2 separate regions of the Homo sapiens genome follow, and region 1 is linked to region 2. A link is an interaction called in ENCODE POLR2A ChIA-PET data of the cell type or tissue named here. Cell type or tissue: Caco-2. All regions are shown on one strand. Links, peaks and the distances in the headings refer to the core of each region. The heading gives the core; the rest is flanking DNA.

What was found. Peaks named below come from ENCODE experiments on the same cell type or tissue, not always from the same donor. Only the 100,000 strongest peaks of a DNase experiment are listed, where the experiment ranks them.
Region 1: POLR2A ChIA-PET joins it to region 2 with 5 read pairs; 1 of 35 experiments calls an interaction of 5 or more read pairs at or near these places.

What each region holds. Positions count from the first base shown.
Region 1 is chr3:119,209,183-119,214,491 of GRCh38, reverse strand. B4GALT4 (beta-1,4-galactosyltransferase 4) reads left to right here. Exons shown (of 8, transcript NM_003778.4): 8 at 1,811-2,750. The coding sequence ends at 1,943. Among named protein-coding and RNA genes, the nearest start is that of B4GALT4-AS1, 15 kb to the left of the region's middle. In Caco-2, for the core only: no CTCF peak of the experiment used is centred there; a DNase peak (open chromatin) is centred at 2,971.
Region 2 is chr3:120,157,648-120,163,024 of GRCh38, reverse strand. All of the region lies in intron 1 of LOC105374065 (a long non-coding RNA gene), which reads right to left. Among named protein-coding and RNA genes, the nearest start is that of GSK3B-DT, 65 kb to the right of the region's middle. In Caco-2, for the core only: no CTCF peak of the experiment used is centred there; a DNase peak (open chromatin) is centred at 2,804.

The DNA.
Region 1 (5,309 bases), core at 1-5,000, 950 kb after region 2:
TGCTCTGCTGTGATGAAATGTTCTAGGCTCTTCTTGTACTTTTCCTGCCTTGGGAATTGGCCTATTCACAAGGAATCCTGGCAGATAAGCCAGTTCTTATGAGGCTTTGATTGAAGAATCTGTATTTCTTTGTTCTGATTTTTCCCCTTAAATTTTCAAACAGTCTTAAGGGGTTTTTAGTGCTTTTGTTATAGTCTACATTTTAAAACAATATTAAAGTGCTTTTAGCCTGATATTAAACAGTCCTGTTAAAGTTCATTTATTTTTTTCTGAGGCAGGGTCTCGCTCCCAAGCTGGAGTGCAGTGGCGTGACCATGGCTCACTACAGCCTCGATCTCTCAGGCTCAAGCAATCCTCCAAGCTCAGCCTCCCAAGTAGCTGGGACCACAGGCATGTGTCACCATGCTTGGCTAATTTTTTTTTATTTTTTGTAAAGACAGGGTCTTCCTGTGTTGCCAAAGGCTGGTCTTAAACTCCTGGGCTCAAGCAGTCCTCCTGCCTCAGCCTCCCAAAGTTCTAGGATTACAGCATGAGCTACCATGCCTGGCCTAAAGTTTATATTTTAAAGCATTATTAAATGGCTTTTCACCCTTTTGGTAGAGTCAACCACTCCAACAAAATAGCTATTTCTATTTTCTATGTTTTTCTAGTCATTGTCCATAGGTATGCATTTTTCTCTTTATGTTAAAAAAATTAATTATTGAGTAGATACAAAAGAGTATTCCTAAATTGTATGAAAAGTATGAAGATTCTTGATGCCATGAACACTGCTGATATCTCCTACCCCCACTTTGAGTGCATGACCTGTGTGGTCCTCCCTAATTCTGTAGTCTCCTCCTTCACATCTCCCCTATCCACCTACCCAAGTAACACTTCTCTGAATTTTTGTGATAAGTATTTGTGATAATGATAGTTATTTCTGCTGTTTCTTGGTTTTCTTGTTTTCCCATATGTTTGTATCCCTAAACAAAAGATTGCTTAGTTCTGCATGTTTTTCAACTTTATGTAAATGAAATCACACTGCATTTATTCTTCTCTGACTTTATTTAGCTGAACATTATGCATCTGATCCCCATCCATATTGTCATGGGTAACTAGCATTTATTGTCTTCACTGCTGAACAAGTAGAACCTATTCAGTTCACTGCCCACTTGTCTTCCCAGATTCCATGGTTCTGGCCACACTAGTGACTTCTTTAAATGCATCCTGCTCTTTTGCGTCTGTGCATCTTGCCCAGGGTGGTCTCTCTGCCTGGAGTGCTTTTTCCTTCACCTTCTTCACTTGGTGGATTTCTCTCTTTCAGCGTTACTGAAATTTTCCTTCTCCCTGACACCTCACCCGACTTCCTCATGAAGTTAGGTCTCCCTTCATTCATCCTCATCTACATACATTCTAATTTTTTTGGAGGCTCGTGAAAGCTATGTACCCACCTACAGACAAACTTTCCTTATAACATAGGAAGATTCAGAGATCCCCTGAAGCTCAGCCAAGGATCAGTTAGCAATGGTTGGTACATATCCTGTAGTATCTGTATTCCTTGCACATCCTTCTGTCCTGTAGACTGGGGGCTCACTGAGTGCAGTGACACTTTTCATCATGGGTCCCCGGGTTCTCACGTGGAGTCTGACACATGAATACATGGCTATCATGTCTGTCACCTTCAATGGGGCAAACAAACTTTGTAATGGTAGGAAACACAACAGGTACAATAATTTACAAAAATATGTTTGCCACATTTCAGGGCAAGGCAAAATGCAGTGGAGACATATGTTAAATTCTTATCATTCACATTTGTTCTTTTTATCTTTAGGATGAAGCTCTTACACCAAGTGTCACGAGTCTGGAGAACAGATGGGTTGAGTAGTTGTTCTTATAAATTAGTATCTGTGGAACACAATCCTTTATATATCAACATCACAGTGGATTTCTGGTTTGGTGCATGACCCTGGGTCTTTTGGTGATGTTTGGAAGAACTGATTCTTTGTTTGCAATAATTTTGGCCTAGAGACTTCAAATAGTAGCACACATTAAGAACCTGTTACAGCTCATTGTTGAGCTGAATTTTTCCTTTTTGTATTTTCTTAGCAGAGCTCCTGGTGATGTAGAGTATAAAACAGTTGTAACAAGACAGCTTTCTTAGTCATTTTGATCATGAGGGTTAAATATTGTAATATGGATACTTGAAGGACTTTATATAAAAGGATGACTCAAAGGATAAAATGAACGCTATTTGAGGACTCTGGTTGAAGGAGATTTATTTAAATTTGAAGTAATATATTATGGGATAAAAGGCCACAGGAAATAAGACTGCTGAATGTCTGAGAGAACCAGAGTTGTTCTCGTCCAAGGTAGAAAGGTACGAAGATACAATACTGTTATTCATTTATCCTGTACAATCATCTGTGAAGTGGTGGTGTCAGGTGAGAAGGCGTCCACAAAAGAGGGGAGAAAAGGCGACGAATCAGGACACAGTGAACTTGGGAATGAAGAGGTAGCAGGAGGGTGGAGTGTCGGCTGCAAAGGCAGCAGTAGCTGAGCTGGTTGCAGCTGCTGATAGCCTTCAGGGGAGGACCTGCCCAGGTATGCCTTCCAGTGATGCCCACCAGAGAATACATTCTCTATTAGTTTTTAAAGAGTTTTTGTAAAATGATTTTGTACAAGTAGGATATGAATTAGCAGTTTACAAGTTTACATATTAACTAATAATAAATATGTCTATCAAATACCTCTGTAGTAAAATGTGAAAAAGCTTTGAGTGTTCCTTCGTGTTTTTTATTGTTCTTTGAGGCCTACAGATATGTTCATTTCAGTATCCATAATTCTAAAGAGCTTAAAAACAGAACAAATGAAACAAAGCCCTCCACTACTTCTGTCTCCCGTCCTTCTGTCCCTCTCTTGTTTGTCTCATTTGTGACCTCCTTGTGGAACCAGCTCCAATCTTACGATAGGCCCGTCCATGTCTCACTCCCTGGGCCTCTCCGTGAATGCATTATGCTTATCATGCAAGCCCTAGGGGTTCTCAATCCATCATTATTGTATGACACCTCAACAGTTAAACTTTAACAAGAATGAGTGCCAGCCAGGAAGTTTAAATAATATCTAATCCTTCCCAAGCAGGGAGAGAGGGAGTAGGAAGTTTGGTGCTCCTAAGATAAAACAGGAGTTGTCACCACCCAAGTGGGGAAGGAGAATTTGAAAGGACAATACACTTCATAGGCATGAAACGTTTACCTAGGGCTAGCTTGGTTTAGCTTTTAACTCAGCACAGGGAGCAAAAGAGCAAAAGTGGTTATTTTTCTTTTCCTTTTTTTTTTTTTTTTTCTTTTTGCGACAGGGTCTTGCTCTATCACCCAGGCTGGAGTGCGGAGGTGCAGTCTCGGCTAACTGCAGCCTCCACCCCCCAGGCTCAAGTGACAATCCTCCCCCCGTCAGCCTCCTGAATAGCTGGGACCACAGGCGCACACCACCATTCCCAGCTATTTTTTTGTATTTTTAGTAGAGATGGGGTCTCACCATGTTGCCCAGGCTGGTCTTGAACTCTAGAGCTCAAAATCAATCTGCCTGCCTGGGGTGCCCAAAGCGCTGGAATTATAGGTGTGAGCCACAGTGCCCGGCCATGTTTTTTTCTTTACTTAGCAGAGAAATACTCAGGGTTTTCATGTTTTTTGCTCAAACTTTGTAAAGGAGCTTCATTCTTGGGAGATTTGCTAATGAGGCTGTAGTCTGTTGAGTAAATCTCTCCCTCACTGTCCCTTCTCTTTTCTGTAGAAACTTTGTCTAGAGCTCTCTCCCAATTTGCTTGACTATGACCATATTAACAGACGGTAATTGAGAGGTTGTAGGTCCCTCCCTCATCATGGTTGGGAAGGGCAATGGAAGAGAATGGTGTGTGCAAGGAATTTGAAGATCTGTATTTGAGAACTCAATTTCTTACTCAATGGAAATGGAGTATAGCTAGTACCATGCAGAAACTCTCTTGTGTTTTTTTGACATCTGCAATTTTTTAACTGTTGGAAACCACTGAATGATGCCTTTTATTTTTCTTCAGGTAATTCTTTCAACCAAGATAATCTAAAAGTCCCTTAAATGACTTGTTATGGAACTTCTTGAGGTGGAAGATAGTTTTTTAAGACCTTGACACTGCCATTGTGACACTTTCCCTGCACTGGGGCATCAAAGGCTGGTGACACGGGGCATGAGGCCGCCTGCCCACTCACTGCTGCCTCCCTCCCTGCTCTTGCCTCCCCACTGGGCAGGGGGTTTGGCTTCAAAGGAACTGGCTTCCTCCAGTTCCTGCCCTGTGCATTTTCTCATAGTTGCCAAAGAGGCCTACTGTTTTAAATATTGTAGAGACAGCTATGCCTACTATAATTGCTAAGGATTATGTGGGGGCAGGCTATTTGGATATCACAACTACCTAACACAAAGAGTGTGTTACTTTGAAGTTTTCATTGATTTTTTTTCCTCACCTATACTGGCATTCATTTCTATAGTGCTTTGCAGTTTGTGATATCTTTACACACACTTTATTGGTGCCGCTTACTCTTTTTTTTTTTTTTTTTTTTTTTGAGACAGAGTCTCACTCTGTCACCCAGGCTGGAGTGCAGTGGCACAATCTCGGCTCACTGCAACCTCCACCTCCTGGGTTCAAGTGATTCTCCTGCCTCAGCCTCCCAAGTAGCTGGGACTACAAGCATGCCTCACCATGCCCGGCTAATTTTTGTGTTTTTAGTAGAGACGGAGTTTCACCATATTGGCCAGGCTGGTCTTGAATTCCTGACCTCAGGTGATCCGCCTGCCTCTTCCTCCCAAAGTACTGGGACTACAGGCGTGAGCCAATGTGCCTGGCCGATGCTTCTGACTCTTGAGGTAAGAGGGCAGTTGAGTAAGTTGAGTAAGTAGAGGTCTCAGCCAGGAGGGTGCCTTGCCAGGAGTCTCACAGGCAGCAAATGGCAGATTCTGAGCAAAACTCGGGCCCTTTGACTTTCAAGACCATTACATCATATTGCCTTCTTCTTGGCTTCTCTACTTCTTTGTGGTAATTTTCCTGAATGTGTGTCATTGTCTTAATTCCTACAGAGAGTTAGTATTGTCTGGACCCTGGAAAGTGCATTCCTGTTCTCAGCTGCTCTCAGAACTTTGTCCCCAACTCCATCTGTAATTTTTCTGCCCTTACCCCCATCACTTCCACTCAAGCCCCAATGGATAGATTTCCTGGGAGCCCCAAAATGCTCTGTGAATGGACTTGAGTGAGATAAAAGACATTTTCTCCCAGACTTGAAATTCACTTTCCCCAATCCTATTCATAT
Region 2 (5,377 bases), core at 248-5,247:
GTCTCATTCTGTTGCCTTGGCTGGAGTGCAGTGGCGTGGTCTCAGCTCACTGCAACCTGCACCTTCTGGGTTCAAGCAATTCTCCTGCCTCAGCCTCCCAAGTAGCTGGGATTACAGGCACCTGCCACTACACCTGGCTGATTTTTGTATTTTTAATAGAGACGCGGTTTCACCATGTTGGCCACACTGGTCTTGAACTCATGACATCGTGATCTGCCTGCCTCGGCCTCCCAAGAGGGAGGGTTTAATGCAGACAGTGGTGTTTAGGAGGCTGAAAGCAGGAGAGAGCTTATCACTTTGCCCTCAGAGTTTGCTTTCCCTATCCCTGGCACCCACTCTGATGTCTTGCTCCTTGAAACATTCTTGACCTTAGCATTCCCCAATCAAACCACATTTGAATAAGAGAACATCTTGAGATGTTTTGTTCACCACTTAAGTCACAAGAAGACAGGAAATGCCAATGTCACAAATCAAAACCTGTTGTGAACTTGAAAAGGTCTGTGTCAAGGTTTCCCAAGAAACATTAGGCTCAGAGAATAAGTGCCTGGGAGACACCCTGGAAAGGTCTGTGGGTGACTAAGAAGAAAGCAAAAGGCTAGGAGAAAAAAAGGGAAGATGGATAAGAAGTTCAGGCACGGTCCCATGGCTCACGCCTGTAATCCCAATGCCTTGGAAGGACAAGGCAGGAGGATTGCTTGAGCCCAGGAGTCCAAGACGAGCCTGGGTAACAGAGTGAGAACCTGTCTCTACAAAAAATAAAAAATCAGCTGTGTGTGGTGGCTCATGCCTGTGGTCCCAGCTACTCGGGAGGCTGAGGCAGGAGGATCTCTTGAGCCTGGGAGGTTGAGACTGCAGTGAGTTATGATTGTGACACCGCAATCCAGCCTGGGTGACCCAGTGAAACTTCAACTCAACAAGAAAGAGGAAGAGAAAGAGGAAGAGGAAGAAGAAGAGAAGAGGAAGAAGAAGAAGAGAAGAGAAGAGGAAGAAGAAGAAGTCCAAACAACAGAGAGATGAGAAGAGAGATGTGGTGAAGGAGCAAGCCAATCAAAGAACAAAAGGCATCCTATGTGGACAGTTTGTGGCAATTGCCTCTCACATAAATAAATGTACTGACGCCAGTTCTAAGTTGAGAGGTGAGGCTTGCTTCTGCGAAGAATGGCAGAGATATCCTTGCAGAGTCCTTTCTTTAGGGCATGTGTGACTGTTCATTTCTCCACTTTTCCCGTTAAGACTGTGAGCTCTTTGAGCTTAGAACTTGTTATAATTATCTTGGAATCCAGTACCTAGCACTGTGCCTGGCACATGGTCAATGCCCAGCAAATGCTTGTCAAAAGAAAAATCAATCAAGGAAGGAAGAATGACCTCACCAGAACTGTCTTAAGGGGCACCCCAGGGAAGCACAGCTCACAAAAGTTCAAGTGGGAAGCCAGGCTTAGGTATCTCTTCAACTTATGTGATGGATGGCAGTGTTGCTGCTTCACCTAAATTTAAATCCCCCGTGATAACATCTTGAACCCTTTGTGGAAAGAAGGCATTTTAGATGTGCTCTCTTCATTAATTTTTGTACAATAATTTTCTATCCCCACTGCGATGCCTGGGCTTCAAGTCACCTGCATGACCATGTTGCTTTCAGCAAGTTCAGAACCTCTTTATGGCTCAAAGGCTCCCAACTGCCACCTGGGGTAACAACACCTACCTCATGAGGTTATGAGGGCTAAATGAATTAATATTTGTAAAATGGTTTGAACTGTGCCTGGCACGCAGCAAGTTTCATATGTTTGTTGAATAAAAATAAGTAGATAAAAAGTCTTACAAAGGAAAACACAGATTTATATGCAGAAATCCTCTTTATGTTTTCTTGTGTTACACAAAAATTCCTCATCTTGGTCTTCAATTTGTTCCTGAGGGAAGAGATCTGGAAAAGCAAGGATAGCCTTTTGGCTCAGCCCACTTTTGGGGAAATAGAATTTTCTGCCTGAACCCATCTGAGACAGGTGCATTTACTATAGGGAGCATATCCATCTGCAGAACTCAAATATCAGGGTGAGGCCAGAAGGAAAGGTGTAGTTGGAAAGCCAGGAAATTCGATTTTTTTTTTAAGATGGAGCCAAGAGACACTAATTTCCTTAGTAGAAATATTATGCACTTTGGCTGGGTGCAGTGGCTCATGCCTGTTATCCCAGCAATGTGAGAGTCCGAAGAGGGTGCATCACCTCAGGTCAGGAGTTTGAGACCAGCCTGGCCAATATGGTGAAACCCCGTCTCTACTAAAAATACAAAAATTAGCCAGGCGTGGTGGCTTGTGCCTGTAATCCCAGCTACTCAGGAGGCTGAGGCAGAAGAATCACTTGAACCCAGGAGGTGGAGTTCGCAGAGAGCTGAGATCGCACCACTGCACTCCAGCCTAGGTGACAGAGCAAGACTCTGTCTCAAAAAAACAAAAACAGAAAAATATTATGCACTTTGTAATAGAAGAAAATATATGTAAGATAATCTGCTATGCACCACTTAATACTCATCTTATTTAATATTTATAACCACCTAGCAAAGTAGTTATTGACTCTGTTTCACAGATGAGGAAACTTTAACTGGGAGAGGTTAGGTCACTTGCCAAAAATCACACAACTGGTTAGAGGCAGAGACTGAGTTTGCACTGAAATTTGACTTCATTCCAAAGCCTTTTGTGGACTCCCTAAAGCTGGTTACAGAGCATGTGCTACAGGCATGCTACCAGAAGACAGAAGGAATTTCAACCCGGCAGGGCAGGGACCCAGCCTGAGGTTTTCTTAGGACACCAAGGTTTCCTTAGGAAAAGCAAGCTGGTCTGGTTCTGTAAGCATATTGCAAAACTCTCCATTGCTCAGTCATTGCATCAGCATCCTGGAGGCTGGAAGGGAGCTCCCTAGAGCTACCTGGTCCTCCTCAGTTTCAGAAAGCTCAATGCAAAATACAGGTGATACTGACAGCAAGCAGTCTCCCTGTTTAAAAAGATCACGGTCAGTCCTGCAAACTGAAAAACTTTTCTCAAGGATTGTGCTTTGTAAGTGGCACAAAAAGATGATTCTGCGCAAGAGACCCAGAAGACCCTGTGGCAAATGGAAACAGTGCTACTCTCAGATCTTCTACTGAGCTGAGGGAAGAGCCACAATATCTCTTTTTTTTCTTTTTCTTTTTCTTTTTTATTTTTTATTTTGGAGATGGAGTCTCACTCTGTCACCTAGGCTGGAGTGCAGTGGTGCAATCTTGGCTCACTGCAACCTCCGCCTCTTAGGTTCAAGTGATTCTCCTGCCTCAGCCTCCTGAGTAGCTGGGATTACAGGTGCCCACCACCACGCCCGGCTAATTTTTGTATTTTTAGTAGAGATGGGGTTTCGCCATGTTGGCCAGACTGGTCTTGAACTCCTTAACTCAGGTGATCCACCCGCCTTGGCCTCCCAAAGTGCTGGGAATACAGGCGTGAGCCACTGAGCCCGGCCCACAATCCCTTTTCAATTCAAACCCACTTTGCTAGAAAAATCTTCATTCCTCCCTACTTCCTGCAGGATGAAATCTCACCTTGGTTTGGGGCTTGAAATCTCATTTTCCCCACTAGACTGTGAGCTCTTTGAGCCTAGAACTTGTTATAATTATCTTGGAATCCCCCACACCTAGCACTGTGCCTGGCACATGATCAGTGCCCAGCAAATGCTTGTCAAAGAAGAATTAATCAAGGGAGGAAGACTGGTCTCACCAGAACTGTCTTAAGGGGGACCCCAGTGAGGCACAGCTCACCCTCCCACTAAACTTACCTAAAACTCTCCTTGTTCCTGCCAGCTGGGTTTGCTGTCTGTATCTGGGGCATACCTAGGCCCAGATCAGGCTCAACACTTTTGTTCACACCAGCTGCTTTCTCCTTCATTCTAACTACCCCAACCTGAAGTAGCTTTTCCTCTTTCTGACCAGTTCCAGCTGTCCTCAGATTTATTAGGCAATAAATTGCATACTCCTGATATGCCCCCGACAGCAATTCTACTGTTGTCTTGGGCTGTTCTATAAATCCTTTATTGTTAAGGTTTCACATGCTCACATCTTACCTGTTCAAATAGATTATCAGATACTGGAGGGCAAGTGCCCTGTATAATCTATCACTGCATTTTCATGCTAGCCTCTGCAGTGCCTGACACCTAGGTGTCAACCAACATTTCTAGGTTTATTTTGAAGATGGGCCAACTCTCTATGCTCCCATCTTTCTGTTTTTACCAAGAGTGTCCTGAACAGACAAAAAGTAATTTGGTAGCAATTTTCTGTCAGAACATATTTGAAATTTAACATTTCTGAGAATCTCTGCTGTCTCATTGGAAATGAAGGAAACAAACATTTGCTGAGGGCCCACTATGTGCCAGGCACTGTGATAGGAGCTTACATATACAGCTAGAAGAAATTGAGCCACCAAGACCTGAGGAGGAAGGTTCCTGTCTCAGCCCATTTTCTGCTGCTATAACACAATACCACAGACTGGGAAATTTACAAAGAACAGAAATGTATTTCTCACAGTTCCAGAGGCTGGGAACTCCAAGATCAAGGCGCTGGCTGGTTCAGTTGCCTGGTGAGGGCTGCGTCCTCCAGAGAGGAGGAACATCGAGTCTTCACATGGTGGAAGGCAGAAGCGTCAATCAGACAAATGCTATATGAAGCCTCTTTTGTAAGGGTCTTAGTCCCATTCAGCTGGGAGAAGCCCTCATGACCTAATCACCTCTTAAAGGCCTAAATCACCTAAATTTAGGTGACCTAAATCACCTCTTAATACTATCACCTGAATTTTGGGGCGGTCACATTCAAACCATAACAATCCCTAAAACCCTGGACCCAATGTCTCCAATATCCTCAAAAAACAAAAATAACAAAACACCTTTCTGGATGGTTTCTATCCATGAACAGCTGCAGAAAGCTGATGGGGACCAAAAAAAGAGGGAAACCAGCTTAATTAATCCTGCTGCTGTTGCTGCTGCTCCCACCATAAAATATAGTAAAAATTGGAAGTGGGATACAGATCTGTCAACACATTCTTCTGATGTCACAAGTAGGCACTTTTACGCTCAGGACAAGGAGGCCATACCAATGGAATGCAGCCTGGTGCCTTATTTCCAGCAGTTACCCTCATCACTCCAGAACTGCGGGTGTCCCATGACTGGGCCAGGGTGGCCTGGGCCTTGCGGTCAGGAGCCACTGCTGTCAATCCACATCCTAAAAGGATTTCTTCTCTCTCAGGTCCTGCCTGCAGATCCCGGGATGTACCCGGTCAAGGTAGGGTTTTAACATTAGCCTTTTTTAAGTTCCCAAGATGATTTTAATGTGTGGCCAGAGTTTTTGCCTCTGAGCTTTGTTTCTGACCTCC